Regions from separate parts of the Homo sapiens genome. Here region 1 is linked to region 2. The links are chromatin loops, found by intact Hi-C in ENCODE. Cell type or tissue: Calu3. All regions are shown on one strand. Region 1 overlaps EXOC4 (exocyst complex component 4). Region 2 overlaps EXOC4 (exocyst complex component 4).

What was found. Peaks named below come from ENCODE experiments on the same cell type or tissue, not always from the same donor. Only the 100,000 strongest peaks of a DNase experiment are listed, where the experiment ranks them.
Region 1: a loop joins it to region 2, with 4 times the contacts of the local background. A loop is called at or near these places in 3 of 110 quality-filtered maps.

Annotation. Positions count from the first base shown.
Region 1 is chr7:133,567,909-133,575,908 of GRCh38, reverse strand. The region is part of intron 9 of EXOC4 (exocyst complex component 4); the gene reads right to left. Among named protein-coding and RNA genes, the nearest start is that of MIR6133, 280 kb to the right of the region's middle. In Calu3, no CTCF peak of the experiment used is centred here; no DNase peak of the experiment used is centred here.
Region 2 is chr7:133,742,947-133,750,946 of GRCh38, reverse strand. All of the region lies in intron 10 of EXOC4 (exocyst complex component 4), which reads right to left. Among named protein-coding and RNA genes, the nearest start is that of LRGUK, 380 kb to the left of the region's middle. RefSeq lists an enhancer at 1-475. In Calu3, a CTCF peak has its summit at 7,823; a DNase peak (open chromatin) is centred at 4,426.

The DNA.
Region 1 (8,000 bases), 180 kb after region 2:
TCAACCACATGTAGTCCTCCTGCCAAAAGAAATCAGAACTGAGGAATGCAAAAACAGACTGGCCTTATGGGACCAAGGAGAGGTTCATTTAAGATGAACCTGGAGATGAAGAAAAGAAAGGGGAAAATCAGAGAAATGTTATAACCACTCATCAGATATTTCTGAATTGTATACCACTGGGCATCAGGGAAGCCAGGGAGGAGAGAGGCACCACTATGATTTAAACCCTCTTTGCTTTGCTGTGCTTATTACAATGTTAATTTCAAGAAATGCTCTACTCATTACCAGAACTGGTTCTCTTCGGACAATGAACATGCCACATACCAGATGTGCTCCTCTCTAGAATTGTCCCATTACCCTATCCTACCATCATAGCAGAATTTTTAAATCAACAAACTATTTCAATTCAATAAATATATTAAATGTTTTCACCATCTAAAGCAGTATTGTATACGTTATAGGTCCACAATTATTTTTTAACTGGGTGGGGGACTATTTTAAAGTTAGTGTTCTAAAAATTACAAACCAATACCTCTCTTGTGCACTTTTTGATGGATTATGCCTTCTAGTCTAGAACTAAAATCTTATCACCACTATCACCACCATGGTAAATAAATGTGTGCTGAAGTATACAGTATATAGAATGAACCAGAAACAGGAGAGACAAGCATTAAGTGTACAGTAACTCAGGTTTCAGGTGATGAAGACTCGGACAATGTGGTAGCAATGAAATTAGGAAGCCACAAGGGGTAACTCTAAGCTAAGAAGGAAATGACGAGAAAAAATGAATACATTCTGACTTCTTTTGGGGAAAAAAAAATCAATTTAAAACTTCCATAGCTGTGAATTGAATGCATCTCTTTTCAACACGTGTGTATTATCATAATTATCTGATCCTGTGGAGCACATCACCAATACAGATAATATAAACGCATATGAAACAATCAGGTCATCTGTTTCACAAACAGTTTCATTTGTATTACAATATCCCATCCAAAAATTTGTTTGTAACAGGTTTGTCATCAACGCTGAAGATAAAGGACACTCTTAACCGTTAAGAGGTTTCAAATCTTCACCAAATAGCATCTCTGCAGGTGACAACTTTTCGGATGTATCTGGGTGCAACGGACAAAGTTATAATGAGAAAGATCATGAAGAGAAGAAGAGGAGAGTAGCCAGCATGAGGTGTAAGTATGATATTCACAAGAGTGAGAAAATTTACATTTCTGAGAAGCAATGGTCATGCTGACCACGAGCTTCATTCTTCATTCGTGTAAAGAACAGATACTTCAGGGTCAAGGCAGCTATCAGTGGTTGCAGCTCAGCAATCCTCTAGACAAAGTGACTGGCTTATACACACACAAAGTACGCTGACCTGAATTATCCTTTAGAGAAATATAACAATTTACCCAGTCCCAAAATCAGGGCAAGTAACAAATGTTTTATTCAGTGTCTATTAAGTAAAAAGAACAAGAGAAAATGTCTACCCTCAAGAAGCAAACCCCTTAGTGAAGAAGCTTATAATCTAGATTCAATCTAATTCATTCCCTAAATATCTAAGAAAGCAAGTAAGTGTGTGCATTTTGGTGTATGTGTAAACATGTATGTATATAGAGTTCATATTTATATAAATCATATATAATTATACATGAGTATATGATTATGCATGTATACATATACATGCATGTACACACATACGTGTGCACAAACATACACACACACTCTCTTTTCAAGAGCCAGAGCTACTTCTTATATATATTACACACTTTCTACTTACATCAGATATCAGTCATAAATAATTAATAATTACAAACTATTAATAAGCACAGCAACTTATTAGCAGTCTTACTTAATAACTCATGATATTAAGAAGCACTGTGAGAATACAAAATGTTTTAGATATACTAAATAATAACTGGAAAAAATAACATGTAACCAAAGGTATTTTAAGATTTCACAAAGCTGAAGAATCTCTCTACACAGTAGAAATACATGAAGTCCCCAACATTGTTAATTTGTACTTAACACAGGAACCTACAATGCTGACAGCAATGAATCAAACCGTAGGCTGGCAGTTAAAGACCTGGCTTGGCAAGGTGCAATGGCTCATGCCTCTAATCCCAGCACTTTGTGAGGCCAAGGTGGGAGGATCACTAGAGGCCGGGGGTGGAAGGTTGTAGTGAGTGAGCTATGACCATGCCACTGCACAACAGAGCCTGGACAACAGAGAGAAACCTTGCCTCAAAAGAAGAAAAGAGAGGAGGGGAGGGGAGAGAGGGGAAGGAAGGAAAGGAGGAAAGAAAGAAGACGTGACTGTAAATGCACCAAGTTCCACAGGACTGTATACTTTGGGGCGTATTACCACAGCTTTCCAGGTACCTGACTCCCCATTACAGAAGCTGCCTCTGGTGATACCTCAACTAAATGGGCCTAAGTAGAGGACCAGAGATGATGACTTATCAGAGAAGGCAATGAGGTGAGTGAAGGGCTATCCTAAGCATACTATCTGGCGCTGAAACTGGTTCTTCCTCTATTCTTCTAAGTAGCATCATGGTTTATCTGCACTGGTGCCCAAAAGATCTGGTGCCTATTTATCTCTGTCAATAGCTAGTCAATTCACCTCTCCAGAACTAAGTTTTGCCATTCTGTAAAAATGCGGTTGCTTCCATCTCTAACAATATACATAAAGTGGTAAGTATCCTATATATCACAGATTAGTATTTTTTTGTTTGTATTAATCAGACAACTCCACAGAAACATATTAACTATACACAAGATCTAACTATTCATGTATTACCACTGCTATACATGACCACATCCTTTTATTTGTTTGTTTTAGAACTGGTATAGTTTCAAATTACCTATATATAGTAAGTGCTTTGCCATATGGTTATATCCTGAAACATAATCTTAGAATCTGGATAGTGCTTTCTGGTGAATGGAAGACGTCTAACTCAAAAATTCAAAAATAACAGACTCTTTTCCCCAAGCAATCCTCATTTTCATAGTGGGAAACTAAGATTATTAAATTGAAAACTGTCTAGAAGTTTCAAATGAGAAGCTGGTCATAAGCCTTTTTAAATCACTATAGACCATATTCAGATATCACTATTCTTGGACTATTAATCAGCAATCACAATCATGCTGTTTCAGTGGAATGACATTTAAGGACCCCAAAAGCTTCCCTGGAATGCCAACGGCTCTTCAATTCAATAATGTATCTACACTAAAGTTTATCATTTCATGAAAGCGATTTTTGTTATGCTGGAAGGAATTATTTTTATGTATTTTTTTGCTTGTACTTCCTTTATTCTGCTGTAACCTTTCAAATGCTAGAAATCTTTCCTGTACACACAGGAAGACTATCAATTTTTTTAAAAAAAAATTATATTGTTCAAAGTAAAACGATTATAGAAGCAACTTGGATATTTATTATTCTTGATTTATTTTTTTTATATTGAATAAGCTTTTACAAGTTTTTTTCCCTAAGCTTATTGATTTTTCAGTTCCAGTCATCTTTTCCAGTTCATGTTTTAGCCTGTTCAATTATTCACTACTATGATTCAGATTTACTGTTTGCCTTGGTGCAAATTTGGAGGAATTGACAAAGCATTTCAGACAAGAATCTGAGTTATTCCAATAAGCTGTAACAATGTAGAAACAAAAGTAAACAGACTGGGGTGGTGCAGTAAAGAACCTCTAAGCACAAGTATGACCATCCAAATAATTGCCTCCTTTCTTTGATACCTATTGACACTTAAATTCTTTATTCACAAACACTACCACACTTTCATTACAGTCATTGTATATTTTGTATACACCACTGTATATTTTCACCCAGTAACTCACTAACAAAGAAAATCCCTGTGCCTACCTTCCCAGCAAATACTAATTTTTCATTAACCTTCTGCTATGGTTTCAAAGTATCCCTTTTAAAATTCCGGTGTTGCCAATGTGACGATATTAAGACCTAGTGCCTTTCGGAAGTGATTAGGCCATGAGGGTCCTCACTTATGAATGAGATTATGTTACTTAGAAAAACAAAATTATTGCAGCTTTCAGCTCTTTTACTCTTCTGCCTTTCACCACGTCAGGACCCCTGAGTGTCCTCCTCACTGGAGAATGCAGCTCTTACCAGACAGCCAAACAGCCAAACCTGTCAGCACCTTGGTCTCAGACTTTCCAGCCTCTGGAACAGTGAGAAAATTAATCTTTTTTTTTTTTTTTTTGCTTTGAGGCAAAGTCTCACTCTGTCATCCAGGCTGGCATGCAGTGGTGCCATCTTGGCTCACTGCAACCGCTGACTCCTGGGTTCAAGTGGTTCTCATGCCTGGCCTCAGCCTCCCAAGTACCTAGGACTACAGGCGCATGACACCATGCCTGGCTAAGTTTTTGTATATTTAGTAGAGATTCACCATGTTGGCCAGGATGGTCTCAAACTCCTGACCTCAGGTGATCCGCCTGCCTCAGACTCTCAAAATGCTGGGATTACAGGCATAAGCCACTGGGCCTGGCCTAAATTTCTCTTTTTTATAAATTACTCAATCTGTGGTATTTTGAGAAATTGGCACAAAAGGGTGAAGACACGTTTCTTCATTTTTATTAGTAATTTCCACACTCACTGGCTCCCTTCTGTCTGATGTCATTTGATCAGACAAGGGCTCCCTTTCAAGTTAAGCCCCATCAAAGGGGCTTATTGCAACACAGTTCTGAAACTTTTCTCTCCTCCTCTAAACCATTACATGATCTAGAGCTACATAAGTAATCATTTAATAATCACTTTAAAAAATATCGTTCTTTAAATCTGTTTATAAGTTGTATCTTCTAGAAGATTCTAAGTTACTTAAAGGCAGAGTTTGAAATAATTGTAAATTCCACTGTCACGGAAGATAAGGCCACCCAGGTTGCTCAACAGGAGTAAAGATGGGATACCAATACTTAAATCACCATTGATAATCAGTTCTAAATTAAATCAATTTTCAAATATTAAGTAGCACAGTCTTACTTCTTTAAAATGCCTAATTAAAGCTGGCTCATGCTGGACAATTTTACTTCTTATTAATAAACACACATCAGCCTAAGAACTGGCATCATGTTGATTTTAGATGCTTCTTAAATCTTGTTCCAAACCTCTAGGTAGAGTGAGTCACTTCAATTTCTAGAATGCGAAAAACCATACATCAAAAAAAAATATTGAGGAGTGGATAAGAGTCCTGGTTTCCCCATTTCCTACATGTGTGACCTTGGATATTTAACTTCTATGTATTTCAGTTTCACGCATGACATGGTCTAGCCTTCTCAAAGTGTGCCTGCCACAAGAGCCATCTGCATCTGAGATTCTTGGGCTCATATCCCAGACCAGCTAAATCAAAATCTCTGAGGTTGGAGATCAGGTTATCTGCACTTTTCCCAAGAATCACACATGGTACACTGAGAGCTGAAAACCACGATGGTGAAAGAGCACGACATGTGCTGAAAGAAAAGCAATGAAACAAGACAGAAAACCTGCCTGTTAATCTCTGCCACCAAATTTGCTTTGTACACACAGAAAAATTACTTCTTTAGGTTTCACTCTCCTACTATAAAATAATGTGACTAAACTGGATGATCACTAACTGGTGAGACTGTAAGACCTCCAAGTCCCAATCTTCAGTCTAAAAAGCCCCGGCAGCCCCTCTTCCTGACAATATTAAAAGTGTACAGAGGCTCTAAATGCATGAGGTCATCTATTATACATTATATATTGACACTGTGCCAACTATTATACATTATATATTGACACTGCTAACTTCTGTATACCAAATTTGAACTGTCAAATATTTCCTGCTAATCCACAGCAGCCTCTCCTGCCAACTCACAATTCAATTTCGGCAGCACTGACATCTTGGTACAGAAGGGGCTAGGCAACTATGTGATATTTTATTGCGTTCCGCCATTATCTTATAAAAATTAGTGGCGAACAGAAAGACAAGTATGTACACTGGTGATAAGCCCAGATCTCATAAACATATTCCAACGGTGACAGAGATGTAAAATATAGAATCTGTAAAATACAGAATCTCTAGCAGAAGCCACACATTCACTGGAAGCAGCCTGGAAACCTGGGCATTTGATTACGAAGGAAAAGAATAATATTCATCTTCATGAATGAAAGGCAAAAGACTGTCAAAATTTGAAGGATAGTTAAATATTTTATACTTCTTTTGGTTCTCTGGAAACAAAACCCAACACTCCACCATTATGTGTGTGTGTCTTACACACACATACCTACGTATATACATTTGAAATATAATCCACACATCTTTCCTCAATATTATCTTCCTAATTCTTTACTCTCTCAGTAACACTGAATGAATGCATGTTTAATAATAAAGTTACATATCTACACTTGGTTTTTAAAAGACTTTCATATCTTTCTAGTTGAAAATAACTGCCTGCTTGTACCTAACATGGGAACTGTATTCACTTTCCTAAAGATTATGTCAACTTACACATTTTATCTTACTTTCAAAACTGAAGCGCTTCTCTTACTAGTCATGTCCTTTGGGCATATCTAACGTATTTGTTGTCCCTTGCATTAAAGTCCTCTACAGGACTGAAAATTCTTACTTGCTTTTATTGGCTGTACAAAGTATTATACATTCGTGGACATGATTAAATTTCTTTATTGTTATCACCTGGCAATTTATTCTCTCACCTTTCAAGTTATCTGAGGCTTTTCTTGCTTAATTATTAATCTGGCCTTTTAAAAAAAAATCTTTATTAATTATTCTTTTTTTTCTCAAAGGGAGTTCCAAAATCACACAGTTGGGAAGTTTGTGTTCTCATATTACTACCCTCTCCAACATCTTGAAAACTGACTCTCTCAAATTAGTTTTCTTAGCCCTATTTATTTGCTTACTTATTTTTACTTTGCTAAAAAATATCAGTAGAAAGCTGCCAGTCTTAACAAACGTGAATCATATCAGTTGATCTATTCACACGGTACATCAACATTCTAATTCAGACTGTATCTGTTCTTCTAAATAAATCCTTCAGTTTCATAAAACTAAACTGTTTTAAGATATTCCTGATTTCAAAAATGAGTGTGGTATAAATATTTCCTTATTCTGAGTCCTGTTCTTTCCCATACAAAGAAAGGATGAATCATTCCTGTCTATGCATTCCCAAACATCTCTACCATAACACTTCTTATGCTTTTTCATTCATTATTTGTTTTGGAAATCCTAGTCATCCAACTAAGTTTTAATATGCTCTATGAGGGACACCCACCTAATTTCCTGGTACATAAATGATACTCAATGAAAACTGGTTGAAATAGTGAAGTCATAAATAAAACAAACGCAAGGCAGAAGTCGAATGATTTCCTCATAACCTATGCCTAGATAATTGCCAAACAAATTGAAAATTTAAATGTAAAACAAACTATAAAAGTTATTTTAAAATTATGATAAAATTCCTCATTTATAACCTCAGCTGGTGGAAGTCTTTTATAACTGTGTCACAAATGTAGAATCCATCGAAGAAAAGTTTGTTATACTAAATAAAATAAAGATTAAATATTTCTGCATGGCAAAAATTATGCTAAGGAAAGCCAAAGTATAAATGGGAAAAAAATTGGAAGCTCATATCTCAAATTGCTGTATTCCCAGATTAAAAAAAAAAATCCTAGAAATCAGTAAGGGGGAAAGAAGAGGCAACTGAAAATTACTCAAAATAATATGAGGAGACAGGTTGCAGAAAAGGAAATATAAAAAGTTCTTCAATATATGAAAACGTGCAATCTCACAAGAGAAATATAAATTCAAACTAAAACATTTTTACATATCAGAATGGGAATGAGTCAAGAATTTGTTAACACAATGTATTGATAAGAATGTAAAGAATGAAGAACATTACTTGGTAAAAGTGTAAAATGGTACACTATGGTGGGCAGTATGGCAATGCTATGGCTTGAACATCTGCACCATAACTCATGTTGAAATTTAATTGCCATTGTA
Region 2 (8,000 bases):
ATTTCAGGAAACTTTATCTTCTCCAAAAATGGGTCTTTGTAAGTTTTCCCATCAAAAAAGTTCAAGGCTGGGCACAGTGGCTCATACCTGTAAGCCCCAACACTTTGGGAGGACAAGGTAAGAAGACAGCTTGAGCCCAAGAGTTTGAGACCAGCTTGGGCAACATAGGGAGATCCCCTATCTACAGAAAATAAACTGTATTATTTGGGCATGGTGGTGTGAGCCTATGGTCCCAGCTACTTGGGAGGCTGAGGTGGGAGGGTCACTTGAACCAGGAGATTTGGGTTGCAGTGAGCCATGACTGTGCCACTGTGCTCCAGCCTGGGAGACAGAATGAGGCCCTATTTCAAAAAAAAAAAAGGTTAAAAACAAGTCCATAATCCCCTCACACAACAGTTACTCACGTTCTCTAGCAGCACACTACCTACACCATAGTTTTAAAGCTGGATTCCTCACAGCATGAAGCACCACAGGCATTCTGCTTTACATATATATTCATTACAGAAGAAAGTGAGCTACCAATGGTGCTCTGAATCTCCGATTAGGGAACACCATATAAAACCAAAAGAGTGTAAGACCTATTAAGGAAATGGAGTTCAATGGATACCCTGAAAAGTGTTTCAGGTCAATGATCCTTAAACACATCGAGATCTAAATATGCTTGAAATATCAAGCACATTTCCATCCATGATCATGACAATGGCTCACTGTTAAGGACACACAGAATCCAGAGTCTTCAGGGAAAGGAGACAATGGGAAGTGGATGTAGTGGAGAAACAGAAGCCCATGTAATCTGAGTCCTCAGATAATTCTAATATACAACCTCCCTTCTCTGCTTATGACCCAAGAAAAACACATTAGGCCTTGTACCATTCCTTCACTTCTGCTAAATTTAAAGCAATCCCATTTTGGTCTCAGTGGCTTATCTGCTTAGAGTTCATGGCACCAAAATCCACTGGTTAAAAAAAAAAAAAAAAAAAAAAAAAAAAAACTGCCAACCACCTTTAGGAAGCCCAATAAGGGAGAGCAGAATATCTTAAACAAGTGTTAGGGTTCGTCTTCTACTGAACCTCAAGGTACTGTAAAAGGAGAAGCAATTTAGCTTAGAAAAATAATTGACCATTGGTTTGATGTTAAGATACTAGTTCATATCATGCTCAGTGCTTGAATTGAAATTTTAGACACAATATTATTCCTTTGAAGTTTAACAAGATTAGGTTTACTTATGACATAGATTGAACAAGCTCAAAACAGGCCAGGCCTGGTGGCTCATGCCTGTAATCCCAGCACTTTAGGAGGCCAAAGTGGGTGGATCACCTGAGGTCAGGAGTTGAAGACCAGCCTGGCCAACATGGCGAAACCCCATCTCTATTAAAAATACAAAAAATTATCTGAGTGTGGTGGTGCGCCCCTGTAGTCTCAGCTACTCCGGAGGCTGAGATATGAGAATCACTTGAACCTGGGAGGTAGAGGTTGCAATGAGCCGAGATCATGCTGCTGCACTCCACAATGAGAGACAGAGTGAGACTCTGGCTCAAAAAAAAAGACTCAAAACAATTAAGTCACATTTTTAGAGTTCTTCATTCTGATTATGCGGAAAGCTTTTAAATATGGGCCACCATCCATCAGGACCCAGAGATATGGATAAAATTGTAAAGTAGGCCATCTGGGGGAATATCTCTCCTTTCCATCATCCCTTCAGGCTCCAGTGAAAAGCCTATCACAGAGGGCAGTGATTCTCAAACAAAAGAGCAGGGCACCTAAATCTCCTGAATTTAATTTCCAAGTAATGAAGTTCCCTTAGATTACTAATAGTGAGTTATATGTACGAATGCAAGCACAAAAGTATTTATCTCTCATGTATGAAAACAGGCAGCAACTGTCCAGGCTCCTGAGCCTATTTTTACATGTTGCCTATCCACTGAAATCCTTGAAGCCAAGTACTTATCTTTGTGCAGTCTGAGGCTGCTATCTTAAGAAGGGCCTGTCTGCAAGGTTGGCCTTGGAGTAGCATTTGGGAACTAGGGTTTTGGAAGTGAGCTTACCTTTCCCTGACTGATAAGGGTAGTTTCCTATGCTAGACTGTGCAAATAACATGGTTTATGCCAAATACCTGATTTCCTTCTGGAAGTCTGAAATTTTGGTTTATGCTAGTGAGAGAGTTGCTGACGTGACCAGGTGACAAGTCCCTTATCTTAGGCACTGAATCTCTCGCAAATGCTGCATTTTTGTCTGTTGGGGAAGACTGTGCTCTATATGACCCTCTCAGGGAAGGGAGAGAGCACAGGAAGCCTGTACATGGATTTCTCTAGACCTCAACACCTGTGCTTTTTCCCCTTGTTATCCAGTTGAGTAACCTTACTACCTCACTGTAATAAATCATAGCCATAAATAAAATTACATGCTAAGGTTCCATAAGTCCTTCTAGTGAATCTCCAAACCTGGGAGTAATTTTGGGGACCCCAGTGCAACTCTGCAATGCCTAGGCAATCTGGGCCTTCATGTGGTTCCTCTCATCCCTGGGGCTCATTGATTGATAGGCTTCACTTTCCCCATGTTGAAACCTGCCTAGCTCATACTCTCCTAGATTACTGATACAGTGTGTTAGTGAAGAAGGGTCACTGTAGAGTTCTAAGATCTAAGGTCTTTCTTCAAAACTGTATCATTCTTGAAAAAAAATCCTCAGGTTCATTGTCTAAGCCAAAGTATTAACTATCATGGTAGAAATCTTAGGCCAGGTAGAAAGATGACAGGTCAATAATTGATCAGTGAAAACAAAAATCTGGGGGCAATACAGGCTTTGCAGTGTCTCTGGTCATAATACACCAGCAGCTCTTAGATCTGCAAATAGGGCTGGTCTAGCACAAAGATTTAGGTATATGCCCCCGGGAAGAGAAAATCTACTGGTCTGCTAGTCTTTGTGACTGTTTAGATTCTCCTTTTTCAGTATGAGACAGGGAGCAAAAAGCTAATGAGACATTCTGAATCTGAAAGACCAAATCTTCGATCAGGATGTAGATGTTGCAATTATGTGATGGTACGGATAGGCAAGAAAATAATTGATATTCTCCCTGACTGTTGTGTTTTTCTTGCTGAATAATACAGATTTAAAACACTGTCTCAGAATAGGAGCAGTTATGTTGGCGTGGGGATGAAGGAGCGGGGAGCAACAGAGTGGCTAGGAAGTCAGGTTATATGGTCAGTTGGATCCTCTGAGGAGCAAAACAGCTCAAATCACCTTTATTTTTTGACAAGGGTAAATGAATACACCAAGGTCAGAAAGGTACATCACCATCATCATTTTACCAACATACACTTCAATGTACACGCATTTCAAAATCAATTCACAAATTATTTCATTTGATACAGCATATCAATTTCTATGACTATTTCTAGTGTGATTTTAAATAAATGTTACTATATACTATAATATTAGTCTTCTTGGCGTTCTAACCACAAGTTAAACATGCCAAGTTTATTCCCTGTAAGAAAAATAAAATAACAGTGATAGTGACCACCATCCCCAACAGTACTACCACTGCCATAAGAAAAATTCAACCTGTACCATTTATTCCTTCTACTCAGCGTACAGTTGTCTTTATTCTGGACTACATTACTTTCAATAGTAATTACTTTTAGGTGTGTTCGCTGCAATACTTTCCAATATTATATTAAACAACAGATCTTAATATAGAGCAATAATAGCATGGTATTTCAGAAAACTGAAGATACTACCAACTTGGAGTTAAGGGCTCAGAAAAGTCTCAGACCTTCAGAGTAACAAAATGCTACTGGAAGATTCATTATGCACATCTAATTACGTCACTTCAACCAAAGATTCAGAGAAGTGGATGTTTTTCTAAGTGCTGCTTCAAACAACATACCTTTTGTCTGGACCTAATTCCTAACATTCCCCAGGTGTAGTTGTACTACTAGTATTACCCAGTCAATAAACACCAGTCTGAACCTCTGACTTTCCTCAAGTTATTTCCTTCTCTCTTTCTCTCATCTCCTGTTTTTGCTTTCTCTAAAGTCCTTCAGTGAGACCCTCTTTAGAAAAGAGAAAACGCTGCCCTGACTCATAAGGATCATGGTAGAATTTCCTGCTGTCAGTCTGGCAGTTGAATGAGGAATCACGAGAAAGATGGGCTGCATCTCTGGCTTTGAAATTTTTTAGTAACAGATGAGAAGGTTTCTGCATTCTGTTTGAATTTTCTCTGTATGAACCTGTGTGTATCGTTACAATCCTATTTCACTGAAGTTTCATCTTTAAAAATGAGCACTGAATTACAGAGCTAACAGAAAACCTTATGAACCTCAACAACGAATGCCAAGGCCAAGTTTTACTGGAAAGCAAAGTCTCTGGCAAAGAAACACGTATTCCTCTCACTGGCATATCTGCAGGTAAGTTACATGTAACCCAGCCTTAGGCAGAAATGCACTGTGGCCCAGTGAGTCAAAGCATACTAGGTAGAAACTCTGGCACTGGGATAATTAACACAGAGTAAACCACTAAAGGAATCTGTGAGTTCATTAATCATGCTACAATTTTTGGAATTAAAAAAAGGGATATTTCCTCACCTACAATAAGGCTTTAAGGTAACATTTAACTAGCAAAGTAACGAAAGTTCTTTATGTCACTTGAAACTAACTATCCTAATCAAAAAGGAAGAGCTTTAGTTTGTGTAAAACAGAATAGGGGAAAATTAAATATACCTAGGATTTTCTCAGACTGATTAAAAGCTAACAAGAAAAACATCAAAAAGTTAAAATAAATAAAGGCTGTGAGTTGGAATGGCCACTTCTAAAAACAAAACAAAACAAGTGAACATGTAATATGAGAAATTTTTTCTTCTTCTTTGATACTTTACCATGAACTATAGGGTAATACTTTTAAGGTTACCTATTTTAAGCCTTTAACAAAGCTGAGCTAATGTTTTAAAAATAGCCTTTTTAAAAAATGTTGTAACAGGGATTTTCTGTTAATATGACTGAAAAACACAGAAAAGTAAGAGGTAAACATATTCACTTAACACGTACTTATTGAAGAGAAGTCTTGTGCCAGACACTTGGCATTAGACACAATATATAATGGTAGAAAAAGATTGACTTGAGTCCTTTCTCATTTAAAACATACATGCTAGAAGGAGAGACCATCAAAACCAACTAAATAGACCAATACTATAACTGTGGATTGTGATAAGTAACCCAAACAGGAAAAAAAAAAAAAAAAAAAGAGTAACAGGAGGCAATAGTTCTAAAATAAACCATAATTAATATTTTGTCCTATTTTATTCCAGTCTTTTCAAAAATGTTTAAATGCTTGTTTTAATAGCTGTGATCACGTCACTTTATATCCTGTTTCTTAAAGTTCTCTCATGAACATTTTCTGTATCATTACACATACCTTACAGACATAATTTAATAAGTTTTTGTTATTAAATAGGTTAACATTTATTTATAGAACACTGTGTACAAAATACTTCCTATATGTTAGTCATTTAATATTGATAACAATGCTAGAAGATAGATACTTCTATAATTCTCATTTTATAGATAAAATTAGACAGTAAGTTTAAAGAACTTACTAAAGATTATATAATTAATTAAAAGAACAGTTGAGATTCAAACCAGGCAGCTGTACTCGAGTGTAAGCTCTTATTACATAACTACACTCTACTGCCTTAGTGCTTGCATAATATCCCATCATTCTTATTTGGTATTTGGCACACAAACTTTCTATAGGGTGAAAATCAAAACGGTAAAGACAAAAAATATGGAGTGACAATGGAAGCAACAAAAATAAAAGAAAAAAGGCAGAGCAGTAGAAAGAACCTTTCCTGGGAATGATTAAATAAAAAGGATCAAGAAAGGGGAGAAAAAGTGAACTTTCAAAAATTATCTCCTTGGCAAATTTCTAGACATTGCTGATCCAGAAGTGATTATGCATTTGGAATAACTTTTTTTTAAGTAAAAAACACAAATGCTTATTATGTACTAGTTTCACCATGAAATCATCAGCTAGAACCTTCTATACGCTTGGGATCATGAGCAAAAAGCAGCAAAAATGTAGCGATCAGCTTTGTCCAGGTTTGGCTGCATGTGCAATTCATTGGCCTTAGCTAAAGGGTGTATAGAATCAAGCATTTTCTGCGAGCCTCGGTACAGTCTTATAAAAATGACAGAGCCAAGTCACCAATCAGCAAAGGTTTTACTTGCTGGAGGTTTTACAGACAGCAGGGATTCACACATGCAAGCTTAACCAGTGGTGGAATAATATAAAGCCATTTGTGGCATTAAAAATAATTAACAACAGTTCTCATCAAAGCTCTAGTACTATCTGTGCTTCCTCATCTTAACTTTTCAATGCCTTTGGGCATGTACATTTAATTCAATACTCTTCTATCTCACTCTCCCAAACCAACAACTCTATCATCAGTTAGATTTTGGGTTCACTGAGTTAATACCAGCTTCGTACATTTCTTCTTCCCCTAGAGAGGCTTTCTTTTAAACATCAAGTAAAAATCGTAATGAAAGGTTTGTGCTTTTAAATCAGACTCTCCTGGATTCAAATCCTGGCTCTATTACTCACTTTTGATTAACAAACTTAGGAGGGAAGGAGGGGAGGTTCAAGGGGGCAGCGGTGATGAGGGGCAGAGTTAAGAGTTTGCTATATTTCCTGTACCTAAGATGTCTTCTATAATGCCTTGTACATAGGTGCTCAATAAATATCTTCATATAATATGCCCCATATCTACATTTTCTCTGAACATTTAACAAGATCTAATTCTCTTCCACATTTTTTTTTTTTGCCTCCAGGAAATGTGTACCTGGCAGATGTTTAACAGCTATATATCAGCAATGAATGAAATGATGTTGGTACATAATTTGGTTGTAAAGTTTATAAAGTACTTTGAGCTGACAGAAATAGTGCAAATGAAGACTGTAAATGAACATAAAAAATGAAATCTCTCTCTCAGTAGCCTATCCTTCCTCCTCAGAGTTCTCTCTCCAAAACTAGGAAATCCTCTGGTTTTCTCCTTCCCCTAGGAGGCAGACACACCAACCTACTAAGCAGCAGTGAGAAGCAGGGTGGCTCTGATGTATTTAGAAGATTTCACAGCATCAGGGCACGAAAACACCCAAGTAGCTCAAAACCAAAGATTAGACTCCTTCACACAATGTGTGTGGCTTGTTGATTAAGCCTCACTAAATGGACAGTGATCTCTAGCAATTATGTCCATAAAGAACAATGGCCCAAGTATGGCCCACAATGGCAACCATGGGGGGGTTTTGACTAATTTCATGGTTTCATAAAGGATGGCATCTAGTTTCCAAACATATCCTGATGTTTTGGGGAGAAATCCATTCGCTATCTTCCTCTGGAGCTTTAATTTAATACATGACATGTCATAGTGCTTTTGAGTGGGCTACTGCCAGTAGTACAGAAACTGATGACATGAAACAGGTACCAACAATGGCACAGCTGCTAAGGGGTACATTTAAATCAACATCTATTCTTCCCATGCCATCATGCAAAGCCCCTTTTACTGCTCTAAAACAAATACAGCTTAATTTTATTTCCTGCTTGGCTTTGTATAATTTTGACATGTCCTCAGTCAAACACGACCCAGGCCCTTCAATCAGGGCCTTCAATCAGGCCCTATTTTTCTGGAGATGGGAAAACAAGAGGAAGCTAAAGTAATTATTGAAAACCCATAAGCAGCAGCTTTAGCCTAATTACCTTGACTTTTCCTTTTAATTTTTCTATCGATTGTCTCTTGTTAATATACAAGTATTGACTGAGCTAGTAGAGCCTGGTGCTACTATGATAAGAACAGATGCCGCTGGGAAGTAAAATATAATTATGAGACCCAATATTCTGTTCTTCTTTTTCAGAAGCACACATGTACAGTACAGACTTTGGTTTAAGAGCCTCTTAAGAACCACCAGCAGCACCTACACAGCAAGAATCTTTGTTAAACGTCTTTGCTGTCTGT